Linked DNA regions of Homo sapiens: regions 2, 3 and 4 are each linked to region 1. A link is a contact called in ENCODE Hi-C or POLR2A ChIA-PET data. All regions are on one chromosome and are shown on one strand. Each heading gives the region's core, a stretch centred on a gene start or an enhancer-like site at or near the end of the contact. The rest is flanking DNA. Distances are from core to core; before and after follow the strand shown.

The links. Hi-C counts contacts between places; a loop is a spot of excess contacts on that map. ChIA-PET counts read pairs that join two places held with the same protein, here RNA polymerase II (POLR2A). Pooled maps may share reads with other maps.
Region 2: a loop to region 1 is called in a map with no recorded cell type, with 8 times the contacts of the local background. The contact joins the enhancer-like site here to the promoter of NUP214 in region 1. A Hi-C loop is called at or near these places in 1 of 37 single-sample maps with no recorded cell type and 2 of 50 pooled maps. POLR2A ChIA-PET finds 5 or more read pairs at or near these places in 2 of 52 experiments (WTC11 and activated naive CD8-positive, alpha-beta T cell).
Region 3: a pooled map shows a loop between it and region 1 (17-fold over the local background). The contact joins the promoter of ABL1 here to the promoter of NUP214 in region 1. A Hi-C loop is called at or near these places in 9 of 50 pooled maps. POLR2A ChIA-PET finds 5 or more read pairs at or near these places in 2 of 52 experiments (HepG2 and K562).
Region 4: a pooled map shows a loop between it and region 1 (2.8-fold over the local background). The contact joins the enhancer-like site here to the promoter of NUP214 in region 1. A Hi-C loop is called at or near these places in 5 of 50 pooled maps. POLR2A ChIA-PET finds 5 or more read pairs at or near these places in 3 of 52 experiments (K562, Panc1 and RWPE1).

The regions. Positions count from the first base shown.
Region 1 is chr9:131,124,103-131,127,061 of GRCh38, forward strand. NUP214 (nucleoporin 214) reads left to right here and starts at 1,484. Exons shown (of 36, transcript NM_005085.4): 1 at 1,484-1,647. The coding sequence starts at 1,603. It also overlaps the pseudogene RNU6-881P. RefSeq lists an enhancer at 1,383-1,682.
Region 2 is chr9:130,764,759-130,767,717 of GRCh38, forward strand. It overlaps a transcript of ABL1 not described here. Among named protein-coding and RNA genes, the nearest start is that of ABL1, 69 kb to the right of the region's middle. RefSeq lists a silencer at 802-851 and enhancers at 1,666-1,835, 1,866-1,925, 2,136-2,195, 2,206-2,255, 2,490-2,959. Within about 2 kb of position 1,418, at least 8 of the 41 ENCODE cell types and tissues checked have a DNase peak (open chromatin) inside an H3K27ac peak, as active enhancers do.
Region 3 is chr9:130,833,747-130,836,705 of GRCh38, forward strand. ABL1 (ABL proto-oncogene 1, non-receptor tyrosine kinase) reads left to right here and starts at 1,508. Exons shown (of 11, transcript NM_005157.6): 1 at 1,508-1,779. The coding sequence starts at 1,701. LOC124902287 (a long non-coding RNA gene) reads right to left here and starts at 1,082. Exons shown (of 2, transcript XR_007061822.1): 1 at 973-1,082; 2 at 1-719. RefSeq lists enhancers at 563-1,089, 732-781, 802-851, 1,090-1,615 and silencers at 1,252-1,561, 2,032-2,081.
Region 4 is chr9:130,865,066-130,868,024 of GRCh38, forward strand. The region is part of intron 4 of ABL1 (ABL proto-oncogene 1, non-receptor tyrosine kinase); the gene reads left to right. Among named protein-coding and RNA genes, the nearest start is that of QRFP, 30 kb to the right of the region's middle. RefSeq lists enhancers at 1,411-1,912, 1,417-1,711. Within about 2 kb of position 1,471, at least 3 of the 41 ENCODE cell types and tissues checked have a DNase peak (open chromatin) inside an H3K27ac peak, as active enhancers do.

The DNA of each region.
Region 1 (2,959 bases), core at 234-2,733:
CCTTTTGTGTTCATGCGATTCTCCTGCCTCAGCCTCCTGTATAGCTGGGAACACAGGCGTCCGCCACCACACCCGGCTAATTGTTGTATTTTTAGCAGAGACGGGGTTTCACCATGTTGGCCAGGCTGGTCTCGAGCTCCTGACCTCAGGTGTTCCACCCACCTCGGCCTCCCAAAGTACTGTGGTTACAGGCGTGAGCCACTGCTCCCAGCCTATTTTTATTTACTTTTTTTTTTTTTTTTTTTTTGAGACGGAGTCTCGCTCTTTCGCCCAGGCCAGACTGCAGTGGCGCTGTCTCTGCTCACTGCAACCTCCGCCTCCCGGGTTCACGCCATTCTCCTGCCTCAGCCTCCCGAGTAGCTGGGACTACAGGTGCCCGCCACCGCGCCCGGCTAATTTTTTGTATTTTTAGTAGAGTCGGGGTTTCACCGTGTTAGCCAGGATGGTCTCCATCTCCTGACCTCGTGATCCGCCCGCCTCGGCCTCGCAAAGTGCTGGGATTACAGGCGTGAGCCACCGCGCCCGGCCTTTTATTTACTTTTTGAGACAGGGCCTGGCTCTGTCACCCAGGCTGGAGTGCAATGGTGCAATCACAGCTCCCTGTAGCCTCAACCTCCTGGGCTCAGGCAATTCTCCCACCTCAGCCTCCCGAGTAGCTGAGACTACATACGCATGCCATCACTGCTGGCTAATTTTTGTGGTTTTGTTTTGTTTTTTATAGAGACGGGGTCTCGCCATGTTGCCGAGGCTGGTCTCAAACTCCTGGTCTCAAGCAATCCTCCTGTCTCCGCCTCCCAAGTGCTGGGATTATAGGCATGAGCCACCCGCGTCTCATCAATTAAATAAATAACCCCTAGGACGACTAAGATGTCTTCAAGATTACATGAGATCCCACATCTGAAGGTTTTTGCAAAGGACTTGGCACAAACTCGTGCGACTAGACATGGATATGGCTCTTGCTCTGGAAAGGATCACCTTGATAGGAGCAAACAAAGCTGGTCTTCGGTGCCCTTTAATCTCCCCTCCCAGCCTTCCACCTTCCACACTTTAAGAGTCGTCCCTGCCGACCCCCCGACCCCGTTTTTCTGAACCTCCCTTCCTCCCCTTGCATAGTCCAAAGCCTCTCTCTAAAGCAGCCCCCCGAAAACATCTGTCAAGTTCCAAACTTATCTGAATCGGAAGCTACCAATAGCCAACCTACATCTAAGGGGAACTGTAAGATTTCAGAAGAACAAGAAGCATAGGTCGCTTAGGCGTGGGCCACCCAAGAAGAGAGACTTAACACTAGGTAAGCCCGCGCTGGCTGCGAAGGCGGGAGCGGCACCAGGACCATCCAGGGCGCAGGCGCAGGGACCTCACGGCCACGCCACTACTCAGCCCGAGCTGGCCAATGGGGAGCGGCGGCCGGAAGAACGCGCGGCTTCGCTAGGTTCCGCGGCTTCCTCTGACCAAGCTTGACGTCACCAAAGCGCGCCGGAAATGCGAGGTCAACTGCGCGCCGCTGGCGCTGAGGGGAGGAAGTTTGCTGTCGAGCGGCCTGGGTTCCGTGGGCAAGGCCGTGGGAGGCAGCGTTGGCTGCTTCGACACACTGAGGGCGGCGCGATGGGAGACGAGATGGATGCCATGATTCCCGAGCGGGAGATGAAGGTCAGAGACTAACCGGGGCCTCCCTCCCTTCTTTAGTCCTGGCGTTGCCTTGGAGCCCAGCTGAAAGGCGAAGCGCGGTGCTGGCTGTCCCGCCTCCTGCTTGAACAGTTTACCGCGTTCACAGCTCTCACCAGCGCGTCTGCCGCGCCGCTGGCGTGATAGCCCCACCGAATGCAGTTTCCCAGTCCCATCCTGGTCTCGTGCACGGCTGTTGAGTTACCCTAGCTACTTCCTGGGGCGGTCACAATAGTGGCAATAACTGCTGTTTATTGAGTGTTGACTGTGTGCCAGGCACTGTGGTAGTCATCGCGGCAGCCCTACGAAGTAGTCGTTAACGTAGAGGAGTAAGTTGAGGCTCGGAAAGTAATTTCCCTAAAGTCACATTTGACGCGGGGCTGAAAGCCAGCATCATTTAAGACCTTTGCTCTCCCAGTACTTCTGTAAGGTGATACGGGCTTGCCTAACGTAGAGTCAGGGAAGGTCATCCATCCTGCAGAACCTTTAGTTGATTGGACTAGGAAGACTATTTTGACCTCGGTATATCAGCCTAAAGTCAGGAACCTAAAGGGAGGGCCAAGTGGTCCCAGTGATAGCAACGTGGGAGTCCCCCAGGGATAACTTCAGGATGGTGTGTTTAATAGTTCTTATATGGGTTCTGACAGAATGAGGGTACAACAGACGGGCTACATCTGTTTTAAATAGTGAAAAGAAGTAAGTTGCAGGAAGATTTTAGGCATCTGTGTGAACAATAAATCACTAAAATGCATTTAGGGCATAGTAATACCATGTTTAGAATAGTGATTTTTTTTTTTTTTTGAGACAGAGTCTTGCTCTGTCACCCAAGCTGGAGTGCAGTGGCATGATCTCGGCTCCCTGCAACCTCCACCTCCCCGGCTCAAGCGATTCTCCTGCTTCAACCTCCCTAGTAGCTGGTATTACAGGCGCCTGCCACCACGCCCCACTAATTTTTTATATCATTTGGTAGAGACTGGGTTTCACGATGTTGGCCAGGCTGGTCTCGAACTCCTGACCTAACGTGATCCGCCCTCCTCTGGCTCCCAAAGTGCTGGGATTATAGGCGTGAGCTACCGTGCTGTCCTAGAATAGTGATTATTTTTTGAGAATCACCACCTGTGGTGAGCCACCTAATGGGGTTGTGTCATATTCCTCAGATATGCTGGGGTAGAAGAAAAAAAGGTTTTATTAATAGAACCACAGACTTAGAAGATGGTAATCTCGCACTCCCTTTGGCAGCACATATAAAATTGGGATCATGCAGAGAAGACTATTATGGCCCCTTTACATGGATGAC
Region 2 (2,959 bases), core at 168-2,667, 360 kb before region 1:
CAGCCTGGCTAACATGGTGAAACCCTGTCTCTACTAAAAATACAAAAATTAGCTGGGCGTGGTGGCGCATGCCTGTAATCCCAGCTAATTGGGAGGCTGAGGTGGGAGAATCACTTGAACCTGGGAGGTGGAGGTTGCAGTGAGCCAAGATTGTGCCACTGTACTCCAGTCTGGGTGACAGAGCAAGACTGTCTCAAAAAAAAAAAAAAAGAGGATACAAGGGATACAAGTAGAATTTGTAGTGTGCTGATTAACCAAAGACAAGTTCCTCCACCCTTTTCTTTTTGGCCAGAGTTGATCATTTTCAGAATTCATCATTTTGTCAAGATGATTTTTTTGTTGTTAAATATGAATAATTTGCTTTCCTCTGGACTTCTAAGGCTTCCTGAAATTACATGCAAACATTTGTGCAGTCTCATGTTTGGTTATTGGTTTTTGGGTTTGCTATTTTTGGGCGAGGAGGTCCATATCCTTCATCAGCTTCTCAAGGGGTTTTTTCAGAGGTACAAGGGGAGGCTTTGGTTTGGTTATGACAGTGCTACAGCCAGCAACCCGGGGGCCACCTGGGTGCTGCTCCCCCACTTCAAAACGTGTAGCTAGCAGGATGGAAATCCTGTCTACATGGAAATCCTTGTGGTGTTGGATAGGCCATGATTCATTTCCCTAAGCCTCAAATGCTTCTATTGTTTGTAGTTTTTCTCCCAGAATCTTCATGATCCATTTTTGTACATTCTTATGGCCTTACGATAAATTCCTAGAAGTGGAATTTCTACATCAAAAGAATAGAAACTTTTAAAGGTTTTTGATACATATTGCCAGTTGCCCTTCTGGAAGGTCTACTGGGTACGTCAGTGTACCTGAGTGTTAACAGTGACGGATCAGTATTCATTTCTCTTATAAGGAAGGAAATGAAAGTCATTTGGTAACGTAGAGGCACAATTAGACCTGACAGCCTTTGTGTTTCTCTTCTGTTCTTTAGGCCCCCCAGTTCCCTTTGCTGCTTTCTTCTTTATGCCACAGATTTAATGCTTGAACACATATTGAAATTTTGGAAAGTTACTGTGAATCTAATGGGGCATAATAGGCAGGTTTTCTTAATCCTGGCAATGACCAAACTAATCACTTGTCTGTGGTGGCTTGGTGGAAAAACGGTTTGTCAGCAGAATTTGGTAAAGAAGCAGTCACAAGGACAGGGTGTTGGTCTCATATTTGAGTGCTTCCCTGAGGAAAGAAAAGATAAAGGGAAGAATTGGGTGAATTCATCAGACTGTATTTGGCAGATGGAGATGAAGTGGGTGCAGGTCATCGCCCACGACCTGTTTCCCAGGCTTGCAGAGAAACTGCTGCTCAGGAGCTTGTGACTGTGAGGGCCCCGGGCCGTGGCATGCGTTGGTGCGCTCTCAAGAATGCGGCCATGGCACTCACAGACACATACCAAGAAGCCTCGGCCCCCAGTGCCCCCGCCAGCCTGCTCAGGGGCATGCGGATGACTGGAGCCTGGAAGGCGGGTCTTGCTGGGCAGGACAGATGCCTTACTGTCAGGACAGATGCCTTACTGTAGGCCCAGGAAGAGATCCATGACCGCAGACAGACTTCTGCGTAGGGCCCTGAGGAAAGAGTGGTAAACATGCAGTGAAGGGCGGCCCCACCACTGGTGGCTTCTGACAGGGAGCTGGAGGGTGCAGGTACTGGATGTGTCTCATTGGGATACAAATGAGTGTGCCCCGTGGTTAGGAAGATGAGGAAGTGTAGGCACTTGCAGGGGCCTTTTCTTTTGACTTAGTGAGTTCCCACCAAACCTGGCCTTGTCTGTTTTTGATGCCTTAGGACTTGGGGACAAGGCCACAGCCTGTGACCCCAGCATCATCTCCCCCCAGGGCCTTGCCACCCTCTAGCTTTCATCCTTGCCTCCTCCTCTGCCCTCTCTTTCTTGTCCGATACAGTCACAAGTGCCTAGAATAAACCTCACACCACCCACTGCTCTGCTGTCAGGGCTACCACCCCGGCCCCACCCTGCCTTGCCCCGGCTCTGATCTCAAAGACTTCCCAGCCTCCTGTTGCCATCTGGGTCTGTCCTCCTCCTGCTAGCAGAGAGACCCTCCCTTAGAAACTTACATCAGATCTTTTCACTACCCAGTTTCCTGTCCCTCGATGGGTACCCATCTCAGTTAGAGTAATGTTCAGCTTCTCTCCACAGCCTGCGTGGTCTGGGCCTGGTTTCCCTCTCGAATTTCCCTCCTGTCACTCCCTTTGTTTACTGCCAGTGCTTTTTCCTCTTAGGGTTCCCTGGGCCCTGCCCTTCACTCAGCTTCTGGTGCCTGGCTCTTTCAGACCCATGCAGGCCCCAGCTCACATGACATCTTTTCGGAAAGACCTTCCCTGATGGCCCAGGCCACAGTACCCACACCAGCATCAGCTCTTTGTCCTCTTCCCCTTTTCATTTCTTTGCAGCTCATGCCATCTGAAACTACCTCATTCAATTATTGATAGATCTGTTTGGAATTCCAGGAGTCCCTTTGCGATCCCATTCTTCTAAAGATTCACATGGCCTCAGAATGCCATGTTACAGTGGAGAGTCTGACTTCTTGTTTTCTGAGACGGAGTCTCACTCTGTTGTCCAGGCTGGACTGCAGTGACAATCTCTGCTCACTATAACCTCCGCCTCCCGGGTTCAAGCGATTCTTGTGCCTCAGCCTCCCGAGTAGCTGGAATTACAGGTGCCTGCCACCACGTCTGGCTAATTTTTGTATTTTTAGTAGAGATGGGGTTTCAACATGTTAGCCAGGCTGGTCTCGAACTCCTGACCTCAGGTGATCCACCCGCCTGGGCCCTCCAAAGTGCTGGGATTACAGGCAGGAGCCACTGTGCCCGGCCTGACCTCATATTTGAATACCGAGTTTTAGTTCTGGAGGAGCTGCAGGTTTTATGAAAAGGGAACACATTTGATTCCTCAGAGCAG
Region 3 (2,959 bases), core at 258-2,757, 290 kb before region 1:
GGTTACATCCTGTCCAACTGGAGTTTTTATGTGCTGTTTTTGGCAGAGCCAAGTGAAGATCTTGTTACTTAGCCATTCCTGAGGTACTGAAGATACCCGGGTTTTTGTCATTACAGGATAGGCTAGAAAGTAGCCAGGGTCTCATAACCAAGGCTTTCTCTGAAACATATAATGACAATGCTAGTTATTTGACCAAAGATATCCAATGCTTTAATCCACTTGGAATTTATTCTTGATGTGAAGGGTCAGCATCATCCACTGGTCGGGAGCCTGATCCTTGGAGCCAGGCAGACCTGGGTTGAGTCCATCTCCGCCTGTTTCCAGCTGTGGGCAAGGTGTCTGACTTCTCTGAGCATCTGTGGGGTTTGTTTGTTTTTAAACCTGAAGAATTGGGATAATCTGTTTCCTCACAGAATCATTACGCAGATGCAATACAGTTAATGAAGGTAACATGGCACATAGGAAGAGCACAATACACGTCAGCTCTTACTCTTCATGGCTAGAAGATGTGGACTAAACTTCCCCCTTTACAGTTTTGTGATTAACACCATTTATGAAAGAAATAAATGAAATAAATTCCTTTTCCTGTCATGAGGGGAACTTACCTGATTTTATTGAATTATTTGGTGCCATTGAGTTCCTTATTGTTTCCCTCTGACCTAGATTTCTGGGTGTGCGCCAGTAACACGACTGTGATTGTTGCTGCTTTATAACATTGTCTGTGGTCAGTCCAAACAAGAGTTTAAAATAATTGAATGAAATGGATTTTAAACAATGGTCCCCCCACCCTCACCCCGTGGCACTCGGCCAAAGGAAGAGGAAAAGTTCTCTGTTAAAGAAAATGAATCAGAGAAGAGGCCCAGACCGTGCCTCCGAAAATTCTCATTGTAGGGACTAAGTCCTCTCACTCTGAACTCACACCCGTCTGTTCGCAGCCTGACCTCATATCCTGGTCTGGATGTGCGGCCTCACCGGGGTGTCGTGCGCACGTGTGGTTGTCCTGTGGGTGCCAGCTCTGACTTCCTCCCCAGACACCCACTGCCTCAGCCTTAATCACAGGACGCGCGTTGAGTAGAAATGAGACCAGTTAGTATTGGTAACTGCAGAGGAATATGCATTTTCACCAGCGTTCTCGGGTCAGAGGGTTTGCCTGGCACCGCGTACTGGGAAACTCGCCAAAAGCGGTGCAGGTTGGAGACGCCCCAGGCCGCGGTGGAGTTGCGCGCGGCTTCTAAAGTGGAGTGGAGCAGGCCTGCACCCTCCCCGCCGGGGCTGGGACGGCGCTTCCAGGCGGAGAAAGACCTCCGCGGGCCGCGCGCGGCCTTCCCCCTGCGAGGATCGCCATTGGCCCGGGTTGGCTTTGGAAAGCGGCGGTGGCTTTGGGCCGGGCTCGGCCTCGGGAACGCCAGGGGCCCCTGGGTGCGGACGGGCGCGGCCAGGAGGGGGTTAAGGCGCAGGCGGCGGCGGGGCGGGGGCGGGCCTGGCGGGCGCCCTCTCCGGGCCCTTTGTTAACAGGCGCGTCCCGGCCAGGCGGAGACGCGGCCGCGGCCATGGGCGGGCGCGGGCGCGCGGGGCGGCGGTGAGGGCGGCTGGCGGGGCCGGGGGCGCCGGGGGGGCGCGCGGGCCGAGCCGGGCCTGAGCCGGGCCCGCGGACCGAGCTGGGAGAGGGGTTCCGGCCCCCGACGTGCTGGCGCGGGAAAATGTTGGAGATCTGCCTGAAGCTGGTGGGCTGCAAATCCAAGAAGGGGCTGTCCTCGTCCTCCAGCTGTTATCTGGAAGGTAAGCCCGGGCCGCACGGGTTGGGCTGAGTAGCCGCGCGCCCTCCCGCTGCTGCTGGGCCCTTCCTAGGCCTCGCCGCCCGCGCGCTCCCGCCTGCGCCCTCCCCGGGTCTTGTCTTTTTTTTCTTTCTTCCCTCTTCTCTTCTCTTCTCTTCAGTTCTCTTATATTCTGTCTCTCTTTCTTTCTCTCTGTGTCTGTCTCTTTTCTCTTCTCTTGTCTCTCTCTTTTTCTCTCTCTCTGTCTCTTTCTCTTTCTCGCGATGGCCCCTAGGCGCCGCCGGCGGAGCGTGGCCCCCAGCCCCGGCACCAGCCCCGGTAGAGCCACGCCGGATGGTGACGGCGGCGTCCGGGGCCCCACAGTGCGGGCTCCCCCGAAAAAGTTTGAGAAAGCCAACTCGCCAGGCCTTAACATCCCTGGGATCCCACGTTGTGGAATTTCCACCGTTAATTGGGACTGTGTGTTAAAAAGATCGACCCGTGTTTGTGAAAACATGCGATTTCCATTAAGCATCATGTACACAAGGAGCACCACTCTACCATTTATGGATACAGAATTTCAAGTGATCTTTCCATCTCCCCCACCCCCATCTTATCTACAGACCACGAAGAGGTCTTAGGAATTCGCTCTCTTTTCAGGGGAGGGGAGCCCATTTAAGAAGGCGTTTCCAAGGAGTCCCCCAGAGTACTGGGGTGTCATGTTCGTTTCCTTAAGTGAAGCTCAGGGCCAGGAGGGCTTCACTTTTGCGTTCTTTCTACCTACTCTCCTTCTCTAATTACATCTGTTTTATTTTATTTTTCTTTCCTGTTGTAGTCTTTAGTTTTATAAATGGAAAAAAAGTAAATTAAGGGTTATGGGTCTTCACTTTCGTAGCTTCTAGGTGGGTATGAAATTGATCTGATTTGAGACTGGTGCTCCCAGACCATTGCCTTCAGCAGAAAGGCTATCTGTGCTTCAGAGATGGAGTGGCACTTGGACTTCTCTGTTGTTTTCAACTAAGAATATAAGAGTAAAAATGTGGCCGGGCGCGGTGGCTCAAGCCTGTAATCCCAACACTTTGGGAGGCCGAGACGGGTGGATTATTTGAGGTCAGGATTTCGAGACCAGCCTGGCCAACATGGTGAAACCCTATTTCTACTAAAAATACAAAAAATTAGCCGGGCGTGGTGGTACACGCCTGTAA
Region 4 (2,959 bases), core at 221-2,720, 260 kb before region 1:
GTGGTTTGTGGGGTGGGTTTCTTATATCACTGAATCTAAAGTGGGTGCCTTTCAGAATGTGCTTTACTAATAATGTGTTACTCTGCTTTTAATTATACTTCTAATAATTTTTCCCAAGAGCCTAATTAACTTACGATCTCACAGTTGGTAAAGAATTACAGGATGTCATTGCGTGGATTTCTGTGGGCAGTCACCCGGAGTGGTATCTAATTAGGGAAAAGGCAGTATGTCCCTTTCTGGAAGTGTGTTAACTGAAAATACGGTACTAAGCAACTGCTAAATAAATTAGCCCTCCTTCCTCCTGGCCGTGCGCAGAAACATCCCTGCAGTATGTTGCCTATTTGTCAAATAAGATTAGTGTAAATATGGGGCATTTACCTTTGCTATAGAAGCTGAAATTGCCAGGCACGGTGGCTTACGCCTGTAATCCCAGCACTTTGGAAGGCCAAGGCTGGTGGATTGCTTGAGCCCAGGAGTTAAAGACCAGCCTGGGCAACATGGCAAAACTCTGCCTCTACAAAAAATACCAAAAATCAGCCAGGCGTGGTGGTGCGTGTGTATTCCTAGCTACTTGGGAGGCTGACATGGGAGGATTACCTGAGCCCGGGAGGTTGAGGCTGCAGTGAGCCGTAATCGTGCCACTGCACTCCTACCTGGGGAGCAGAGTGAGACCCTGTCTCCAAAAAAAAAAAAAAAAAAAAAAGCTGAAATCCTTGAGTGGATTCTAAATCATGGCAGTGGCTAACATTCAGCTTCATCGTGCCCTTGCTGTGTGCCTGGCAGAGACCTCTGTGCTTACTACATGTCGCATCTCATTGAATCCTCACAACCTTAAGATCCTTCCAGGTTGAGCATCCCGGACCCTAAAATCCCAAATCCTAAATGCTCCCAAATCCAAAACTTTTTGAGCACCGGCATGCAGCTCAGAGGAAATGCATACTGGAACATTTCAGATTTTGGATTTTCTAATTTGGAGTGCTCATCTGGTAATATAGTGTGGATATTCCCCAATCTGCAAAGATCTGAGCTCCGAAACACTTGTAGCCCCAAGCCTTTCAGTTAAGGGACATTCACCCTGTATCAACATTTTAATGCTGAGAAAATGGAAGAGAGAGAGGTTAAGTGACTGACCTGGCATCACACAGCCAGGAGTGGCAGCATCAGGATTTGAACTGGGGCACTCAGCTCCAAAGCTCAGCTCTTCTTTTTTAAAATTGAACCCAGATTCTTATTTCTCAAATACCATAAAATATTTACATAAGCCACAGTTATGCCTTTTAAAAAAAAATCACCTTTTCCCCCCACTCTCCCATTTACTTCCTTTGCAGTTTGTGGCTACGATCTACCTTCCTCTTCAAAACCCTTGAAAAATCCTTGCAGCCTTGCCCAAGCGTCCTTCCCTCAGCCGATTTTTGGGCCTCAGTTTCCTCCCATCCAGCCTGTTTCCTATCGCTGGCTTCTCCAAGGGCAGAGCCAGAGTCCTCTTTTGCCAGCAGGGGGAGCAAGGGCCTACTTTTAACCGCAACTCCATAGTGAACAAGTCAAGCAACCTTGGGTCATTCATATACCTTCCAGGCAGAAGGAAGACAGAAGAGAACAGGAAAAAAGCAGGACACTAGGCTGACCCCTGCAGATGGGAAGCTGGAATTACAGCAAAGGCTCATTGATTGGGAACTGCACCCTTGAATTTTGATAGTATTGGGCAGGACATAGTCTTGCTATCTGTGTTAAAGGGAGGACGTGCTTAAGAAAACCAACAGTCAAGTACAAGAAGCTCTAATTTTTTTTGAGGTGGGGGAACGGGGTCTCACTGTGTTGCCCAGCTGGCCTCAAACTCCTGGCTCAAGCAGTCCTCCCACCTCAGCCTCCTGAGTAGCAGGGATCACAGGCTTGTGCCACTGTGCCCAGCTAAGAGGCTGCAATTTTTTAATGAACTGTATTCAGAGTTTGTACATCAGTGTCTTTTTTTTCTATGAATCAGTTCTCTAAGTAATAGAATTTGGAAAAGACCGCTGGTGATCTAGCTGTGGCATTTAGATTGACTCATGAGCTAACTGACAAATTTACTACTTAAACAGTGGAAAATAATGTGCAGGATATATTTTTTTGAATAGGTTGTCCCACCCTCGAGTTCTGTGTCTTTCCTGAGTCCGCATATGTGAACCTTGTTTTAACCAGGTGACAGCATCCCATAGGCACGGATCTCTGTCTTCTGTTGTCCACATCATGTGTCTTGGCAGTTGTTCCTTATTGATATACATAAGGTTGTCTTGTTTTTGTATGGATATATTTTAACATGTACCAGTGTTCAGTGGGCCTTTCTCTTATTTCCAATATTTTGCTGTTCTAAACAGCAGCACAGTGATTCCCCTCATTTGCATGTATGTGAAACTATCCTGGTGGGTCCGCTTCCAGAAACTACTGGATCAGGGACCATGTGCATTTATGGCCTTGACCATACTGCCAGAGTACCTTCCAAGGAGTTTGTGTCATCAATTTGCACTCCCCAGTGGTGTTGAGAGAGTGCCTGTTTCCTCCACCCAGCACAGTGTGTTTCGGTTTTATTTCTCCCAGGAAATGGGTGTTAGTTGGGGAGCTCCAGAAAGAAGCCGAGAAGAAGGGCAGTCGTACCCTTGGCAGTTGTACGCAGTGGCTCTCTGGCCGCACAAGGAGGGCTCGGAGCCTGCTGTTGCCAGGTTGCACTTGCTCTTGCAAGACAGGCATTCCTTGCAGTGGGTTCTCCTCTGGCCAGGGAGATGAGTTCTGGGGGCTCCTCTACGAGGTGGTCTCTCCTGGGCTTTCCTCTCGAGCTTCAAGTCCCACCTCTGGAGTGTGAATCGCCTTCCTCAGTCTAACTCTATCCCTCCAGTGGTTTTTTTTTTTTTGCTTTTTGTTTTTGTTTTTGTTTTTTTGAGACAGAGTCTCACTCTGTCACCCAGGCTGGAGTACAGTGGCGTGA